Linked DNA regions of Homo sapiens: region 2 is linked to region 1. A link is a contact called in ENCODE Hi-C or POLR2A ChIA-PET data. All regions are on one chromosome and are shown on one strand. Each heading gives the region's core, a stretch centred on a gene start or an enhancer-like site at or near the end of the contact. The rest is flanking DNA. Distances are from core to core; before and after follow the strand shown. Region 1 holds the start of CLEC12A (C-type lectin domain family 12 member A). Region 2 holds the start of CLEC9A (C-type lectin domain containing 9A).

Region 1 (2,700 bases), core at 25-2,524:
ACATTGAATTTTTGATACATTTAGGAGAATTTAGTTTCTTTTTATACAGTATTGACGCTTCTAATCCCACAGCATGTTTTTCTATTTTTTTCTTTTCTTCAATAGTTTTAAAATTTTTTTGTTCATTTTGGTTATGCAAATATCTAGTTAATTTCTATCTGTAATATTTTCCTATTTATTTTTAGTAGCTCTTATAAAGGGAGCATTTTGTTTTTCCTGTCTATCCTGACATAATAAAGCAATTAGTTTTTAATTGATTTTTAAAAATATTTATGCATTCTCTTTCATATGTATAATAATAATACCTAACCATTTTATGATTTACATGTGGCAATGTCAAGAAGAATTTTAAAGTAAGATTTACTAACGAATATTAGAGAACATGCTCAAAAACAGTCCTCTCCACCCCCTCACTTCCACTTGCATTCTTGATCAAGAAGTGAAATAAAAAATACTAAGACTATTGAGTCAAACTAATAAGACACAAATCTGGACTTTGGAGACTCATTTCCCTCCCACTTTTGATAGCTTAGCTGAGGAGGAGATCAAATGGTTGAGTCAGTCTGTAGAGAGATAGCAAGGCTGATTATAGTTTTCCTGGCCTGCAAAGCTGTTTCCAGAGCCCTCAGTATACAGACCTTGGCCATCAGTATGCATACTCTCTGGTGTGGTTTCTGGGCATCAGATCCCTTAATATATAGGTTGGCGCTAAAGTAATTTTGTAAACTTTTAATGGCAAAAACCACAATTACTTTTGCTTTTAATGGCAAAAACCAGAATTACTTTAGCACCAACCTATATATTGTTATTTAGAGAAACTAGGCATTCCCTACCTCTCTTAGGCAAACCTATAGCTATGTAACATGGCAACGGAATGACACTAACTGTCTCATTCTCCTTGGGAGTGCTCTCTGTATGTTCAGTCTCCCAGTGAAGAGAACCCTTCTATCAGGACCTTCATCATCATACAAAAGGAATATCTATGCCAGGCCACAGCTGCAGATTAGTGAGTGTCTGAGAACTGCATCTTTTCTGTTATTTTTCTGCTTGAAAGTTTTTCACCAATAAATCCTACACTATGTCTGCACCATGTGGTGCTAGTTATTTGTGTTCTCTTGCATGACACTGATGATGTTATCCAAACACAATTTCAAAAACTACTTTCTGTAGTTGGTAAATATATAGAAATTGAGAAAAAGGAAGAAATATGAGGAAGAAAGATGTTATCTGTTGCAACAGTTCAATGTTCTTAACTGAAGCCACAGATGAGATTTGGCTCATTTGCAGACATATGGGTGATTGGTACAGTAGGTTTATAAACAGAAGTTTAAACTTGTAAGCTTAAGCTTCCGTTTATAAACAGAAGTTTAAAATTATAGGTCCTGTTTAACATTCAGCTCTGTTAACTCACTCATCTTTTTGTGTTTTTACACTTTGTCAAGATTTCTTTACATATTCATCAATGTCTGAAGAAGTTACTTATGCAGATCTTCAATTCCAGAACTCCAGTGAGATGGAAAAAATCCCAGAAATTGGCAAATTTGGGGAAAAAGGTAAGATTTTGAGTTATGGATGTGTTGTAAGTTTGTATAATAGAAGTGGTTATAGACTTGCATCTTCAATATTAGTGATATAGTTACTATTCAACTTAAATTTTCAATTAAGTCTCTTATGTTTAAGCAAAGGAACAAAAAGTGTATGAACAAAATGATTAGAAAAAAGGGTTTTGTAAAAACACTTATCTCTGCATTGAATAATCAATCTTTTACATTTTTGAAATTTTTTATTATCACACTCAATATAATTGGGACAGAATTTTTCAAATGATTGGGTTGTATGAAGATTTTATTTCTTTATGAGATGAAGCCATGGAAAAAGAAACATGTTCAGGAAAGTCATGATTTCATATGTGTGTGTGTGTGTGTGTTTTTTTTTTTATAAGAAAATGCTTTGTGTCAGACAGAGAGACCTTTATAGGATTTCATTTGACTATCTACCAAACTAAGCATAAATCACCCTAAAATTTCTCCTACTTCTTTTGGAGATTTTTTACTAACTTACTAAAAAATAAAACATGTTAAGTTAAATGAAATGAATCATTAAGGAATAAAGGAAGAAAAGAGGTAAAGAAATATCAGAAGACATAATATATTCATAATATTCAAAACCACATTATATCAAGTAACTTTGTATTTTTCAATTCAAATTAAAATCATGAAATAAGTGGTCCATCTGTGTTGACTTTCACTTAAACAAAACTACTCTTCATCTTACTCAGAATCCTATAGTTTTCCTATTATGTATGGTTCTTGCCTTCTGGCTCCTAGCCTTTTGGGAGTGAAATCTGCCCTAGCGAATCCATAGTTTAAATCAGTGTATTTGAGTTAAAAATAACTTAAACAGTGATAGTGGAGAACACAAAGAAGGGTGATAGAAACAGAAAAATAAGGAGAGAAGAGTGCCAAAATTCTCACATATTATTTAAGTTGTTGTCCTCTCTCCTCTCCCCACACAGAATATAACATCTTTAATATTCTAGCATTGCTATAAACAGAAATTTCACTGTTACATCTTGGATCCATTTATGATGAGCATTGTAAATCTTGAGAAAGGATAGCAGATTAATTCTGTTGGCTTCTTTTTTAATACTGAAATTTTTTTTTAGAAAGAAGAAGGGTTTAAGAATTTTACAATATTTTC
Region 2 (2,700 bases), core at 115-2,614, 59 kb after region 1:
TTCCACAAGAACCTCCATGTCCTCATTTAGAATTTAATTTAATTTTTTACCTCACACACCTCTTTTTTTTTTTTTTTACTTCCACTTGACACCTTTCTGGGGTAATAGGTATGTTGTACCTGAATTCCACTCTCCCTCAAAATATCTGTCTCAAATTTGTATATACATTAGTAGGTATCAATCAGGAAGGTCTCCCTCAACCCATTCAATAGGCCCTGCCACAAAATTTGAAAAGTTTAAAAAATTCAGAGCCCTGCTTATGTACATGGGTGTACATTTTTGCAGACAAAAATCCCCTGTGCCCTACCTACTCAGCAATCTTCCCCCTTCCTATCAATCTTCCTCTTCCCCTGAATCATTGGTCACAACTGATCTCTTTGTTTTCTTTGTCTTGGTTTTTCTCGAATGTCATATAGCTAGGATAATATGATAGCTTTTCAAACCGGCTTCTTTCACGTAGTAATATGCATTTAAGATTCCTCCATGTTTTTCATAGTTTGACAACATTTCATTTTGTTGTCGAATGATACTCCATTGCATGAATGTACCACAGTTTGTTTATCCACTCATCTTTTGAAAGACATCATAATTACTTCTAATGTCTGGCAATTATGAATAAAGCTCCTGTGAAAATGTGTGTGCCAGTTTTTGTGTGTGTTGGGAGCAAGCCCCCCAAAATCCGGCCATAAACTGGCCCCAAAACTGGCCATAAACAAAATCTCTGCAGCACTGTGACATGTTCATGATGGCCCTAACACCCATGCTGGAAGGTGGTGGGTTTACGGGAATGAGGGCAAGGAGCAGCTGGCCCGCCCAGGGTGGAAAACCACTTAAAGACATTCTTAAGCCACAAACAATAGCATGAGCAATTTATGCCTTAAGGGCATGTTCCCGCTGCAGTTAACTAGCCCAACCTATTTCTTTAATTCGGCCCATCCCTTTGTTTCCCATAAGGGATACTTTCAGTTAACCTAATATCTACAGAAACCATGCTAATGACTGGCTTGCTGCTAATAAATACGTGGGTAAATCTCTGTTCGGGGCTCTCGGCTGTGAAGGCTGTGAGACCCCTCATTTCCCACTTCACACCTCTATATTTCTGTGTGTGTCTTTAATTCCTCTAGCGCCTCTGGGTTAGGGTCTCCCAGACCGAGCTGGTCTCAGCAGTGTGTACAGGTTTTCCACTTTCTATGGTTCCTAGATTGTCTGTTAATACTATACTTACCTCTATAAGAAACTGTCAAGTTTACCGGGCCGCGAGGGTGCAGGCTGCGCAGATGGTGTGGTCCTGCGCCCCGAGGGCCGCAGCAGCTCATCCGGCAGCTCCCACCCCAACAACCTGGAAGGGGGCGGGACTTCCGTTTGTACCCGGCTGTGGCAATCTGTGGTGAAGTTGAAATGCTTTTCTGCTAGACTGGCAACATGTTTTGATTCTTCTCAAATAACTCGCAAGCTCTTGTGAAGCACAACGGCCTACCTTGTCCTGAAGAAAACATACTCTAAGGCCCACAGATGATTAAACCCAGCCATTTATGTGACAATAGCATTTTTATTTTTCTTATCAAGATCTGGGTATTTGATCCACACAATGGTAAAGATTCCCATGTTAGCCAAGATCTAAATGATTCAAACTGATGATACTCTCTGCAGAAGAGGTAAGAACCACTGGCAGTAGGGTGGAAGGTATGTCATTACAGATGATGCTGACAGAGAAGGTCATCTGAACCTACTTTATAAGAAAGGCATGATTAAAGGAGAAAGGGGAAAGGGCATTCTAGGTTAGGAAAGATTCTGAAGAAATGTAAAATAATATGAAGGTGTGAGCTGATATATTTAAGAAATAATGAATGATATGTGGGAGTATGTATCATCTGCAGAGATGGATGAGGGAAGATGCAAGTGGAGGGGAAGGCTGGAGCCGCTGGTGGAAAGACGTTAAGTGTATTTCAATGGCCTGATACTGCAGGCAGTAGACAGCCTCTGTAAATCAGGTAGCTTCCTTACTCTTGCTCCTACTGATCCCTCAGTCTAAAATGCCCTCTGCACTTTCTCTTTAGAGATAGAGAGGGAAAGGGAGTCAAACACGAAATCTCCAGGAGGCCATCCCTGGTTATTTCTTACTCCTCTGTTGATTTCCTTTAATCTGTGAAGTGTCTTCTAACTCGTGGCCTGAGGCTTTAGTGACTCTGCTGACTCATTGTCTGGTGCTACTGATTGTGCTAATGGTCTTCGATATTGTGTCCAGTGCCCCCCACCATTTTGGGAAGAAATTGGCTTTAGTTTTTACTCAGATTGAAATTTTATTTAGAAACGGGAGTAGCAAGACCAGGTGCAGTTAGTTACACCTGTAATCCCAGCATTTTGGAAGGCCAAGGTGGGAGGATTGCTTGAAGCCAGGAGGTTGAGAAATGGGAGTAGCAACCAATGTCGGTAGAAGAAACAGCATATAATAACAGGATGTGATAAATCTCAAGAAAAGTTACGCACAAATTACTATGGCAGCAGGAACGAGTGAGCCGCCCGATGCTGTCAGTGAAGGCTCTGAGGATTGGGAAGGATTGGCAGGGTTACAGGAGACAAACAAATGCTACAAATAACATTCCAAGTAGAAGGGGAAGTGAGGGTAGGGAAAGGAATGCAGACAAGGCTGAGCCTTGTTTGGAGAGCTAAGTTCAGTGTTGCAGATGCTCAATGTCATAC

The links. A loop is a pair of places that touch in the nucleus more often than their neighbours do. ChIA-PET counts read pairs that join two places held with the same protein, here RNA polymerase II (POLR2A). Pooled maps may share reads with other maps.
Region 2: a loop to region 1 is called in a map of CD14-positive monocyte, with 2.0 times the contacts of the local background. The contact joins the promoter of CLEC9A here to the promoter of CLEC12A in region 1. A Hi-C loop is called at or near these places in 3 of 168 maps with a recorded cell type or tissue (CD14-positive monocyte and posterior vena cava) and 1 of 50 pooled maps. POLR2A ChIA-PET finds 5 or more read pairs at or near these places in 1 of 52 experiments (K562).

Annotation. Positions count from the first base shown.
Region 1 is chr12:9,970,135-9,972,834 of GRCh38, forward strand. CLEC12A (C-type lectin domain family 12 member A) reads left to right here and starts at 1,275. Exons shown (of 6, transcript NM_138337.6): 1 at 1,275-1,553. The coding sequence starts at 1,463.
Region 2 is chr12:10,029,318-10,032,017 of GRCh38, forward strand. CLEC9A (C-type lectin domain containing 9A) reads left to right here and starts at 1,365. Exons shown (of 9, transcript NM_207345.4): 1 at 1,365-1,655. It overlaps LOC102724020 (a long non-coding RNA gene), which reads right to left and starts at 1,306. Exons shown (of 4, transcript NR_169587.1): 1 at 1,226-1,306.